Linked DNA regions of Homo sapiens: regions 2 and 3 are each linked to region 1. Evidence: chromatin contacts called from ENCODE Hi-C data. All regions are on one chromosome and are shown on one strand. The core of a region is the stretch at or near the end of the contact, and the rest is flanking DNA. Distances in the headings are between cores, read along the strand shown.

Region 1 (4,409 bases), core at 1,374-3,873:
CAACATGGTGAAACCCCGTCTCTACTAAAATACAAAAAAAAATTAGCCGGGCGTGGTGGCACATGCCTGTAGTCCTAGCTACTCAGGAGGCTGAGGCAGGGGAATTGCTTGAACCAGGGAGGCGGAGGTTGCAGTGAGCCGAGATCGCGCCACTGCACTCCAGCCTGGGTGACAGAGCAAGACTGCCTCTCAAAAAAAAAAAAAAAAAAAAAAGATAATGCCACGCTGCAGAAGCACTCTGGTATCGCGTGGCTGCATCTGCCCATACTCTGAAAGACGCACCACAGGGACGACTGGGTGGTCCGACGGAACTCAGAGCCAGGCATACTTGGACTGTACTCAGGTTACTTAACTTTTCTGAGCCTCAGTTTCCTCACATGTAAAACAAGAATTGTAATTGTTGTGCTACTGTGCGAGTGAGAGAACAAATGTAAAGCCCTCAGCCCATTCCCTGGTATGCTAGACACTCGGTGGACATTAGTATTGTTAGATAAAAAAATGAATAAAGGATAACATCGTCTGGGTCCTAAACACATTGTACAGCAGTTTCTATCTACCAACATTAACATTAATATATTAAGACAATAATGTCACTCAGCAAACACAACCACCATATGCTGAGCAGTAACTACTCAGTGCCCAGCCCTGATCCGAACACTTTCCACACACTAACTCATGTGATCCCTTCATCTACGCTGGGAGGTGGGCACGGCTGTTATTCCCATTTTACAGGTGAGAAAACTGAGGCACAGAGAGGTGAAGCCCAAGGCCCACAAACAGCAACAGAGGAGATGGGTTAAAACGCTGCCATCTGGCTTAACAGCCCTACTTCCTAACTACCACCTACGCTGCCTCTGCACTATTGCTATCCCATGAAACCCTTCCTGCCGCTAGCTGAGGGGTCTTCTGTGTCCTGCGAGTCAAGCGACCTCTCCAACTCTGTTCACTCTCGTCTCAACTAGAAAGGGTGGCCTCCTCATTCCCACTACACAAAAATGAAAACGGTCTACAATAGATTTCAAGACAGTGATACAAGCAAAGAATATGATTCACAAAGTTAAGAGGGACAAAAAACTAACAACGATGCGTTGGAGAAGCCTGGGGAAGGGGTGGTGTTATGAGGATTCTCAGGGGTGAAAAGAGAAAGTATTCCTGCGAAGGACAGGAACGGAGACATGGGTGAGTGGAGGAGGCAGGGATTTTTCCCACGTGTGTACGTTTGCTCTTAGTGACAGACAGACTTGTGGTATCTTACTTGTCAAACTAGTCACACAATGGATGAAGATTCGTGAACAAACTGTTAATTAAAAACCACTAGACACGGGTGGGGAGGGTGGGTGGTCCTCCCTACAGAATCCACCAGTCATGAGGGCGGACCAGCTCCTCCAAGAGAAAAGGACTTGGGCTCCATCCTGGCTGGAGATGGTCCCGGGTGAAGAACTCCAGTTAGTGGGGAAAATCCATCCACTGGGATCTGGGAGGGCAATGAGCTCACCTGGGGCCTCGCTTCCCGCTGCCCAGCAGCCATGTCCTCTTTCTGGCTCTCCCGGGAGGACGGCGCAGTCTCCAGAAGGCAGATCTGAGAAGAAAAAGGGAGCCAGGAAGAACCCCTTCTGCTTTCCAGCCCTGGAATCCGCAGCTCTAAAACCCCGACTCCCGCTGAGAAGGACCCCGCGCGCCCTCACAGGGATTCGGGAGGAGCCAGGAGCCCGCGGACCAGAGCAGCGCTGGGCCGCCCGGCCAGGCCCAGGCCCCACAGGCTTGGGGCTTACGGAGGGGACGCTGGACCCGCAGTGGCAGCAGCGACCCGCTGAGCCCACCAGGGCCAGGGCTCGCCCCACGCCGCTGAGTTCCTCGGCGCCAGCTGGCACTGCCAGCACCCACTGCACCGCTCAGGAAACTGAGGCAGCGCCGGGGCACCTGCCCCGTTCACGCCGCTGCGAGGCGGGCCGGGACTCCCACCACGACGGCCCCGGGACGACTTCCCTCCGCCTCAAGCCTTTCCCAGCCGGTTCCTCTCTCTCCCGCCAACGAATCGTCTCCCGACTCCACGGAAAACGGCTTTGAAGAGGAAAGCGCTGGGTGTCCCGAGGCAGGAGGAGTGGCCGTCCTGGGGACTGACTCAGAAACCGGGCCCGGCTGCCTCTGCCCTGCGCTCGGGGTCCCGGCGCCCCGAGTCCGCGAGGCCCACACGGCGCGCGCAGGGTGGGCCCGGGAGGAAACGCCTGGCCCCGCGTTCACGGCGGGCGGCGCGAGCCAGAGGCAGGGGCGTCGGCAGCGGCACCGGAGCGGCCCGTGAGGGGCGAGAGTCCAAGTCCTGGCGCGGGGGCCGGTGACAGACGCGGGGGTGCCCCCCCGCGCCCACAGAGGCCCTCGGAGCCCCGCGGCCTCAGGTCGCCCTGGCGCCAGGCGCCGCCTCCTCCCGGCACAGCCAGCCATGCCGCTCACCTCCCCAGGATCCCGCGTTCCCGGGCCGCGCCTCCCCGCCGCACTCTGCAAGCAGGAAGCTCCAGCCTCGTGACCCGGCTCCTCCGACGTCTGGGCGACCTCAAGCCCGGCGCCGCTCACCGGGCAGCGAAAGCTCCGCAGAGCGCCTGGGACCTAGAGGAGCAAGGCGGCCGCTAAGGCCTCTAGGAAATGGAGTCCACGGGAGGACGCTGGCTTTCTGGGAAGTGTAGTTCCACGCGTTTGAGGCGAGGTCGCAGCTGAGCTGTTAGGCGCCCAGACCTATGAGAGGGCCCGGGTGAGCTGTAGAGCCCCGGGTTCCTGGTTCTTCGGAAGAGAAGGGGAGGTTCCCGGAGGGCAGTAACTTGCAACTCTGTGTGTGAATTTCAGGATGGCGTGGGCGGCACGAAAACAACTACTACACAATTGGGAAAGGAAAATCCCCTGCAAAAGATGTTGACAAAGCTGGATTTCCACGTGCAAAAGATGAGCCTGTACCCTGACCGTACACCATACATAAAAATTAACTCAAAATTGATTAAAAACCTAAATGTGAGACCAAATTATTTTATAAATTACTAAAGTAAAAAGGGAAAAAACTTCAGGATGTTGGAGATGGCAATGATTTCTTGAATATGACATCAGAAGCACAGATAACAGCAAAAATAGACAAATGGGACTACATCAAACTTAAAAACTTTGGCTAATCAAAGGAAACAAAGGCAATCTACAGAATAGACGAAAATGCTTACATATCATATATCTGATTTGCAATGTATCCTGGATTTATATGGAACTTTTACAACTCAACAACAATAACAAAACCAAATAACCTGATTTTAAAATGGACAAAGGACTTGAATAGGCAATTCTCCAATGAAGATATACAAATGAGCAATGAGCAACAAGCATATAAAAAGATGGTAAACATCTCTAGGTATAAGAGAAATATAAACCCAAACTCAATGAGAAATCACTGCACCTCCATTAGGATGGCCACTATCAAAAGGATGTAAATTGGTACAATCATTACAGAAAACGGTATAGAGGTTCCTCAAAAAATTATAACTAGAGCTACATTAGGATCCACCAATCCCATTTCTGGCTATAGATCCAGAGGAAGTGAAACTCCGTGAGATACCTGCACTCCCATGTTAGCTGCAACATTATTCACCATGGCCAAGATATGGAAACAACTATCTGTTGATGGATGAATAGATAAAGGAAATGTTTTGTTTGTTTGTTTGTTTGGGACGGTGTCTTGCTCTGTCACCCAGGCTGGAGTGCAATGGCGCAATCTTGGCTCACTGCCACCTCCGCCTTCCAGGTTCAAGCAGTTCTCTGCCTCAGTCTCCCAAGTAGCAGGGATTACAGGCACCCGCGACCACGCCCAGCTAATTTTTGTAGTTTTAATAGAGATGGGGTTTCACCATCTTCACCAGGCTGGTCTTGAACTTCTGACCTCGTGATCCACCCTCCTCGGCCTCCCAAAGTGCTCGGATTACAGGCGTGAGCCACCGAGCCCGGCCACAATGTGTTTATATACACAAAGGAATATTATTCTGCCTTAAAAAAATAAAGAAATCCTGACATATGTGACAATATGGATGAACCCGGAGGACATTATGTTAAGTGAAATAAAGAAGGCACAGAAATACAAATACTGCATTATTTCATTTACACGTAGAATCTAAAATAGTCAAAATCATAGAAGAAAGTAGCATGGTGATTTCCCTGTGTGTTAATTACCAATCTTCCCATATAGGTAATTCCATATGGCACAACTGTCCCTTACTTGTAGAGCCACGCCCACCCTGTTGCCATGAACTGCAGGTGTCCTTCCATGGTTGCTTGCCCAGTGCAAGGCCCTGTTATCTCTCTCTACACTACTCTACACTTCCACAAGCTGCTGCTTCTGTTTTTTTTTGTTGTTGTTGTTGTTGTTTGTTTTTGTTTTTGAGAGA
Region 2 (4,409 bases), core at 1,276-3,775, 820 kb before region 1:
CCTCTCAAAAAAAGAAAAAAAGGTAATGGATACCTCCAGATGGATACATTATCTTGATTTTGGGAATGATTTCACATAACAAATTATCGAAATACTTCACATTATACATTATAAATATATGTAGTTGGCCGGGCGCGGTGGCTCACACCTGTAATCCCAGCACTTTGGGAGGCTGAGGTGGGCGGATCACAAGGTCAGGAGATCGAGACCATCCTGGCCAACACGGTGAAACCCCATCTCTACTAAAAAAAAAAATACAAAAAATTAGCCAGGCATGGTGGCGGGTGCCTGTAGTCCCAGCTACTTGAGAGGCTGAGGCAGGAGAATGGTGTGAACCTCGAAGTGGAGGTCGCAGTGAGCTGAGGTAGCGCCACTGCACTCCAGCCTGTGCGACAGAGCGAGACTCCGTCTCAAAAATAAATAAATAAATAAATGTAGTTGATTTTGTCACTTATACCTCAATAAAACTATTACAGAAGTTTCCTAGGAGGTGGCACCACCACCGGGCTCTGCCCCAGCTTGTGAGCTCCTGTGGATCTGGGTCTGTCCCTTGCAGTCAGGTGGGTGGGCTTAGTAGGTAGGACTGACGTCATTTCCTTCCACTGTCCGCACACGTGGCACGTGTCCTTCAAACATGCCCAGCCACTTCCCTCCTCTACCCCCAGGTCTTCAAGGGATTGGGGTCTCCTTATTGTTCAGGTTTTAGCAAGAATGTCAAGGGCCTTCACCGAGCACCACATCTAAATTACTTCCTACTCCTCACCCTGTCCCAAAATCACTTTCTGTATTTCCCTGGTTTGTTTTCTTCACTGTACGTATCAGAATTAGGGTTTTTTTTTTTTTTTTTTTGAGACAGAGTCTCGCTCTGTCACCCAGGCTGGAGTACAGTGGTGTGATCTCGGCTAACTGCAACCTCTGCCTCCTGGGTTCAAGCGATTCTCCTGCCTCAGCCTCCCAAGTAGCTAGGATTACAGGCATACACCACCATGCCCGGCTAATTTTGTATTTTGAGAAGAGATGGTGTTTCTCCATGTTGGTCACGCTGGTCTCAAACTCCCAACCTCAGGTGATTTGCCTGCCTCGGCCTCCCAAGGTGCTGGGATTACAGGCGTGAGCCACTGCACCCGGCCAATTTTTTGTATTTTTATTAGAGACAGGGTTTCACCATGTTAGCCAGGATGATCTCGATCTCCTGACCTCATGATCCGCCTGCCTCAGCCTCCCAAAGTGCTGGGATTACAGGCGTGAGCCACCGTGCCCGGCCTGGATATTCTTATTAATTTAATCATTCCTTTTTTTTTTTTTTGAGATGGAGTTTCGCTCTTGTTGCCCAGGTTGGAGTGCAGTGGCACAATCTTCGCTCATTGCAACCTCTGCCTCCCAGGTTCAAGCAATTCTCCTGCCTCAGACTCCTGAGTAGCTGAGATTACAGGCACCCGCCACCACACCCGGCTAATTTTTTCTATTTTTAGTAGACACGGAGTTTCACCATGTTGGTCAGGCAGTTCTCGAGCTTCTGACTTCAGGTGATCCACCCACCTTCCCCTCCCAAAGTGCTGGGATTTACAGGCATGAAACATCGCGCCTGGCCCTCTTTTTTTTTTTTTTTTTTTTAAACACAGGGTCTCTATCGCCCATGCTGGAGTGCAGTGGCACAATCACTGCTCACTGCAGCTTTCACCTCTTGGGCTCAGGTGATCCTCCCACCTCAGCCTCTTGAGTAGCTGGGACTACAGTCGCATGCCACCACGCCCAGCTAATTTGTTTTTGTAGAGATGGGGTCTTGCCATGTTGGCTAGTCTGCCCTTTCATTTTCATCATCTATCCTATTATCTTCCTCCCTCCTCAGCTGGCGCCCTACTGAGATCCCTATCACTGGTGGTGCACCCATCCCATAGGTGCTGTAGGAGCTGGCTGGTAACTCTCAGCTGCCCTGGCCAATAACTGACATGTAGAAGGAGGGTACAAAAGACGGGCTCCCTTGCTTTAAGGAGGCCTAACTGTGGTGCCATTTGTGCTCAGAGTTCCCCATGAGAGCAAGCGGAAGCTAGTCTCCACGTGAGACCACACTCTGGCTCAGCCTTAGCCTTTTTCTCGCCCTGTCTTGCTTCCCTCACCCCCTTCTCCTGAGAGCATTTCCCCAATAATTCACTTGAACAAGAATGCTCAGCTTAGGCTCTGCTTCTAGGGAACCTGACCCATGACACGCTCTGTTAGCTTCCTGAGAGACTATCTTGTTAGTTCCCCTAGAACAAATTCCTGTCTTGGACTCTGCTTATGATCACTCCCTTCATTCCCCTGCCAAGAATGACAGCTCAGTGAGGGAATATGTTCTTCACTTCCCTAGAACTGTTCCTAGAACACAGTAGGTGCTCAATGATGCACTGAATGCATGCAGGGGAGAGCCCAGAGTCTATCTGACAGCTCAGCGGTCAGCACCCCTTCTTGTCCTGGGGTGGCCTGGCCTGGAGGCATTGTGAGTCATAGCAGGTGGACAAGAGCTGAGTGGGTCAGAGATGGGACTAGCCCTGGGACAGCAGCTCAGCAACTCCACCCCATCTTCCAGGTGAGGCACAACATACAGTGAGGACTAACGGGGAAACATCCTCCGAGAAGATACAATCTCAAGGGTGGGCCTGGATGTGGGCTTCCAGAGACCATCTCCCTGAACCAGATCTTGGGGATGGTATGTACCATCCAGCCTCTGTCCACCTATATGTGAGGGATAAGTGTATTATGAATTAACGAAGGCATAACAGAGGGAACCCTGCTCTAGTTCTTTCTCTTCTCACTGCCCATGGGCAGAAGAGGAATTAGAAACAACACATAGCTCCCTTTTTCACATAATAGAATCAGCACTTACTGGGCAGGGGTGGGGGGTGCAGAGAGAAGTGAGCAAAATGGGACTTGTCTGTTATCTGGACTTTGGACTTCCTGAGGGCACAGTTTGTTTGGAATAAAAGTCATGTTTAGTGTGCACAATCCCTGATACTTTGAGCCCTATGCATAGGTCTAGCCCATGGCACACACCCCAGGATGTCAGTGAACACACTGGACTGTGGTCTATACACGCATCTGTCTTCCAAGCTGGATTAGGAGCACCTTGAGGGCAGGCAGAGGCTGTTTCAGGTCCCCTTCCCAAGACCAGAGTCTGGCACAGAGCAGATGCTAGTTCAAGTCTATCAAATGACTGAATGATGAGGGCAATAATGCTGTTGGCTATGCTAGATATCCTCCCAGATTGCTTTCAGAATCCAGATCTAACCCCGGCTTTCTAATCCTTCAGCAGTTCCCTCTTACCCACAAAAGGAAGTCTAAGCTTCCGAGCCTGCCTGTAGGGCACCTTCACATAGTGCACTGGTCCACCTTCCCAGCTTCCTCTTCTGCTCTTCCCAGCACCAATCCTATCCAAGCTCGTGTTCACATCTGAAATATGAAAGTCCTGCCCTGCCGGGTACAGTGGCTCACACCTGTAATCCCAGCACTTTGGCGCTGAGGCGGGCAGATCACCTGAGGTCCGGAGTTCGAGACCAGCCTGGCCAATAAGGTGAAACCCCATTTCTACTAAAAATACAAAAAAAAAAAAAAAAAAAAAAAAAAGGCCAGGCGCAGTGACTCATGCCTGTAATCCGGGCACTTTGGGAGGCCGAGTTGGGTGGATCACCTGAGGTCAGGAGTTCGAGACCAGCCTGGCCAACATGGTGAAACCCCGTCTTCACTAAAAATACAAAAATCAGGTGGGGGTGATGGCAGGCGCCTGTAATCTCAGCTACTCAAGAGGCTGAGGCAGGAGAACTGCTGGAACCCGGGAGGTGGAGGTTGCAGTGAGCCAAGATCGCGCAATTGCACTCCAGCTCGGGCAACGACAGCGAGACTCAGTCTCAAAAAAAAAGAAAAAGAAAGCCCTGCTCGGCTCTTCCCTCTGCCTAGAAGTTCTCCATTTTCCATCCTCAACCCACCTGGCAAAGTCCTACTCCTCCTTTAAGTACCTACTTACTTGTCTTGCTACCATTCCCTACCCCTCACCCTTCCAGCTGCAACTCAGAACAAGGCCCTCCTCCCGTCCTTCATCTGCATATGTATCCCAGGGCCTGATCCTCAGTGGTCTTTGGGGAAGATGGTTTAGGTGAGACTGCTGCCTGTGCAGCGTGGAACGACGGGCTCCTCGGTGGCCAGCAGCTGGTGAGACACAGCCGCAGCCGTAGCTGCAGGGCTAAGACATGTCCGCCGGCCTCGCGGTTTGAGAGGCGGCCTGTACCAAGCACGCTGCTCACCCGGACTCTTGTCTCCCAGCAGCGCCCCCTGGCTCGCCTTCATCATTCTGGACATCCGGGCTCCCGAGACAAGAGCGCAGCACGAGTCGCCAGCGCTCCCGAGGCTCCCCTTCGAGCACCTGCGTGCCCTACAAG
Region 3 (4,409 bases), core at 576-3,075, 670 kb before region 1:
AAAATCAATACAACAACTTTTTTTTTGAGACAGTCTTGCTTTGTTGCCTAGGCTTGAGTGCAGTGGTACCATCACAGCTCACTGCAGCCACAACTTCCTGAGCTCAAGTGAGCCTCCCACTTCAGCCTCCTGAGTAGCTGGGACCACAGGCTGGTCTCGAACTCCTGGGCTCAAGTAATCCTCCTGCCTCAGCCTCCCAAAGTGTTGGGATTACAGGAGTGAGCCACCATGCTTGGCCCCAACAGCTATTTACATAGCATTTACATTGTATTAACTAGTAGTGTAAATAATTTAGAGGTGATTGGGCCGGGCATGGTGGTTCACGCCTGTAACCCCAGCACTTCGGGAGGCCGAGACGGGCAGATCACGAGGTCAGGAGATCGAGACCATCCTGGCTAACACAGTGAAACCCCGTCTCCACTAAAAATACAAAAAATTAGCTGGGTGTGGTTACAGGCGCCTGTAGTCCCAGCTACTCGGGAGGCTGAGGCAGGAGAATGGCGTGAAGCCGGGAGGCAGAGCTTGCAGTGAGCCGAGATCACACCACTGCACTCCAGCCTGGGCGACAGAGCAAGACTCCATCTCAAAAATAAAATAAAATAAAATAAAATTTAGAGGTGATTTAAATTATACCTCTAAATAATTAACCTGGGACAGAGGATGTGCATAGGTTATAGGTTATACGCAAATACAGATGCTCCTTGACTTATGATGGGGTTACAACCAAATACATCCATCGTATAGATTGACCATATGGCGAGTTGAATTTACAATGGGTTTATCCAGATGTAACCCTATTGTAAGATGAGAAGCGTTCTGAATGCCCATTGCTTTTGCACCATTGGCAAGTCAAATCCCAATTGAAGCCATCATAAATTGGGGACTGACAGTACAATGCTACTTTATATAAGGGACTTGAGCATTGTGGATTTTGGGGGGAGGGTCCTGGAACGAATCCCCTGTGGATACAGAGGGACTGCTGTATATATACATCTACAGGGCAAGATAGTTTATTTTTAAAAATTATACCATGTCGATTGTGATGACTGGCATATAGATTATGATGGTTTTTCTCTGATGTTGTATACTGAAATGTTTTCATAGGACCAAGAATGTTAGAAAAATAAAGATCTTAAATACAATATGATAAATTTATATATATACTATTTGATTCTGTTAGCTATATTTTGTTTTATATCAGTGATCATAAGTAAAAAATGGTTTTATAATTTTATTTTTATGTTAACCTTATCTGATTTGAGAATTAAAAATTCTAGTTTCATAAAATGAACTGGATAATTTTTATACTTTTTCTATTTTCTTGTACAGCACACTGTCCAGTAGAAATATAATGCAAGAACACATGTGACTTAATGTTTGTAGTAGCCACTTAGAAAAGTAAAAAGAAATATGTGCAATGAGTTTTAATAATATATTTAATTCAATACGTCCAAAGTAGTGTCATTTGAACATGTTATCAACATAAACATGAATGAAATATTTCACCTTCTATTTTTGTACTAAGTTTTCGAAATCTGTTCTTTTATATTGATAGCACTTCTTAATTCAGACACGAAATTTTCATAAGAAGTACATGATTTGTATTTAGGTTTCATAAAATTTACAATTCAAAAAGTAGATTCACATACGCGAATCGTTTCAAACATACCTCTGGGCCCAGCGCCTCGCCCTGTCCTCGCCGGGTGAAGTCGGCCCTGACTGCAGCCTGCGAAGCACCCGCCCATTGTCCCCGGAGAGGGCGCCCTGGACGCAAGCGCAGAGCCCCGGGAGGCGCGGGAAGCCGGAGGAGGGCGATGGGGGCGAGGCAGGAAGAGTACGTGGGGCCGAGGGGGGCGAGCGCTGGGCCGCCCGCAGCCGGAGAGTGTCGCCCCTCCTGAAGGCCCTGGGCAGGTGAAATGAGGACCAGCGCTGACAAAGGGCAGGATGCAGAAGACTCCTGACTTTGGATCTCAGATCACCCTCGGAAGCTCCGATTCGGATCCGCGTCCACAGACCCGGCGACCTCAGACAGACCGGGCGTCCGGGGAAGAGGCGGCGGCAGTGAGCACCGCAGTGAGGAAACCAGGCTCCGGCGATCCCCAGGCCTTACGCCCGACCCCAGGGCATTTGGGAGCAGGTCTGCGTCCGGGACCAGCACACTCTGGACGGGAGCTCTGCCTTTCTGGGGTCCTCCAGCTGAAGGATGTGAGTTGCAAGAAACCCATTCTGTAGACCTCGAAATCAGCGGGGAGCCCCAGGCACTTGTGGGGGGACTTTGATGTGGCTCCCACGCATCCACCCGGCACCGCGTGGATTGCCAGGGGCAGGACGAGCTTGAGTGGACGCTGGGTTCGCTGAGCCCCCCAGAGGCTCCTCGCCCTGGGTCACCTGTGCCGCCTTGGACCACCCAGAGAAACCTTTCCTCCCACCAGGTGAGCCGCAGGCCAGGCGCCAGGCCTGAGTGTGCCCGGGACGGGGATTTCTCTGTGAACGGCCCATCATCCCATAATATCCACGTTGTCTTAGCCTCATGTTCTGAAGAAACACGAATTTCATACACAAGCGTGGATTTTTGCATGTTTTAAATTGTAAATGCGACTAACTCCAAGGAAGTTGGAACTTGAAGCAGGCTCAAAGCAAACTTAGTCGCGTCATCCGCCACCATCCTCCAGGGTAAACCGAGGAGCACAGTTAATTGGTTTTCCACGGGTATTTGCCACTTGTCAGATGGGCTGTTATGGACGTAACCACGTAATTCCTGGAACCCAGTGAGAGTCAGCTTCCTTTACGGGCGTCTGACAAGATGTGCTCAAACACCTTGAAGATCTTTATGGAAACAACTTTTGGCTCTTTATCAAGATGTCATTCAGGGCTCTGAACAGTCGAATACGTTGTGGATGGGTTTGCTGTAGTTATACAGTGTGCATTTGATACTTGTCAATAGCGCTAGTAATGTTATTGCAAAAATAAAACCTTCTTTAAAAAAGAGGCCGGGCGCGGTGGCTCACGCCTGTAATCCCAGCACTTTGGGGAGGCTCAGGCAGGTGGATCACGAGGTCAGGAGATGGAGACCATCCTGGCTAACATGGCGAAACCCCGTCTCTAGTAAAAATACAAAAAATTAGCCGGGTGTGGTGGCGGGCGCCTGTAGTCCCAGCTACTCGGGAGGCTGAGGCAGGAGAATGGCGTGAACCTGAGAAGCGGAGCTTGCAGTGAGCCGAGATGGCACCACTGCACTCCAGCCTGGGCGACAGAGCGAGACTCTGTCTCAAAAAAAAAAAAAAAAGAGAAAAAAGAAAGAAAGAAAAGTGGCCCGGCACAATGGCTCACGCCTGTAATCCCAGCACTTTGGGAGGCCGAGGCTGGCGGATCGCGAGGTCAGGAGTTCGAGACCAGGCTGGCCAGCATGGTGAAACCCTGTCTCTACTAAAAATACAAAAATTAGCCGGGCATGGTGGCCCGCGCCCAGGCAGGCTGTTCTGGGAGAGAAAACTTGGCTCTCCAATGCGGTGTGGCCATTTGGCTATGACATCACACTGCATAGTTTAATGAGTGAAATCAGACCTCTTCTTGTTATTGGAGATGACTGGAGGATTTTTTTTTTATTTTCCTGAATGTAAGTAGGTAAGCCATGAAGATCCCAGATTTCATTCAGGGACTCAGAACCAGCAGCAAGGAGCAGGCTGCGTGGAGAAAACAGAGTTGGCTCTGGAGTACCCCATGAGTCCAGCTTGTTCAAAGTAAAAGTGGCAATGGCTTTGGGATCACAAAACAGCCCTTGAACATCAAAGTCAATTAGTAGAAACCCCTAAATATCATGGGGCAAAAAATATTTCAAATTTACTTAAATATTCGGTTTATCAGATGGGACTCACTTTTTTTTTCTTTTTTTTTTTTAAACAGATTCTCACTCTGTTGCCCAGGCTGGAGTGCAGTGGCGCCATCTTGGCTCACTGCACCCTCTGCCTCCCGGTTCAAGCAATTTTCCTGTCTCAGCCTCCTGAGTAGCTGGGACTACAGGCACGAGCCACCACGCCCGGCTATTTCTTATATTTTTAGTAGAAATGGAGTTTCACCATGTTGGCCAGGCTGGTCTCAAACTCCTGACCTCAAGTGATCTGCCAGCCTGGACCTCCCGAAGTGCTGGGATTGCAGGCGTGAGCCACGGTGCCCTGCCGGGACTCAATTTTTAACACCTATTTTTAACACTAGCTTTTGTGCTAGTAAATTAAATTAATTCTTTTAAAAAAACCCAATTGTGTGTACTTTAACAAGTAAAACTAAGTTGGTTATAATGTGACAAAAATACAAGCAATAATAATAGCAAAATTATCCAATAGGAACCATGCAGAGAGTTTTATATTATAACTCATGTCCCCTTTCCTGCAATGTTATTAACTTCTATCCCC

Evidence for each region. A loop is a pair of places that touch in the nucleus more often than their neighbours do. Pooled maps may share reads with other maps.
Region 2: a loop to region 1 is called in a pooled map, with 15 times the contacts of the local background. The contact joins the promoter of CBY3 here to the promoter of ZNF354B in region 1. A Hi-C loop is called at or near these places in 1 of 37 single-sample maps with no recorded cell type and 7 of 50 pooled maps.
Region 3: a loop to region 1 is called in a pooled map, with 4 times the contacts of the local background. The contact joins the enhancer-like site here to the promoter of ZNF354B in region 1. A Hi-C loop is called at or near these places in 5 of 50 pooled maps.

What each region holds. Positions count from the first base shown.
Region 1 is chr5:178,858,167-178,862,575 of GRCh38, reverse strand. It overlaps ZNF354B (zinc finger protein 354B), which reads right to left and starts at 2,623. Exons shown (of 5, transcript NM_058230.3): 1 at 2,449-2,623; 2 at 1,496-1,579. The coding sequence starts at 1,528. RefSeq lists silencers at 2,057-2,136, 2,217-2,416 and enhancers at 2,557-2,756, 2,041-2,773.
Region 2 is chr5:179,679,150-179,683,558 of GRCh38, reverse strand. CBY3 (chibby family member 3) reads left to right here and starts at 2,525. Exons shown (of 2, transcript NM_001164444.2): 1 at 2,525-2,686; 2 at 4,294-4,409. The coding sequence starts at 2,641. It also overlaps a transcript of CANX not described here.
Region 3 is chr5:179,528,172-179,532,580 of GRCh38, reverse strand. The region is part of intron 4 of LOC128966623 (a long non-coding RNA gene); the gene reads right to left. Among named protein-coding and RNA genes, the nearest start is that of RUFY1, 20 kb to the left of the region's middle. RefSeq lists enhancers at 1,598-2,203, 2,204-2,810. Within about 2 kb of position 1,825, at least 13 of the 41 ENCODE cell types and tissues checked have a DNase peak (open chromatin) inside an H3K27ac peak, as active enhancers do.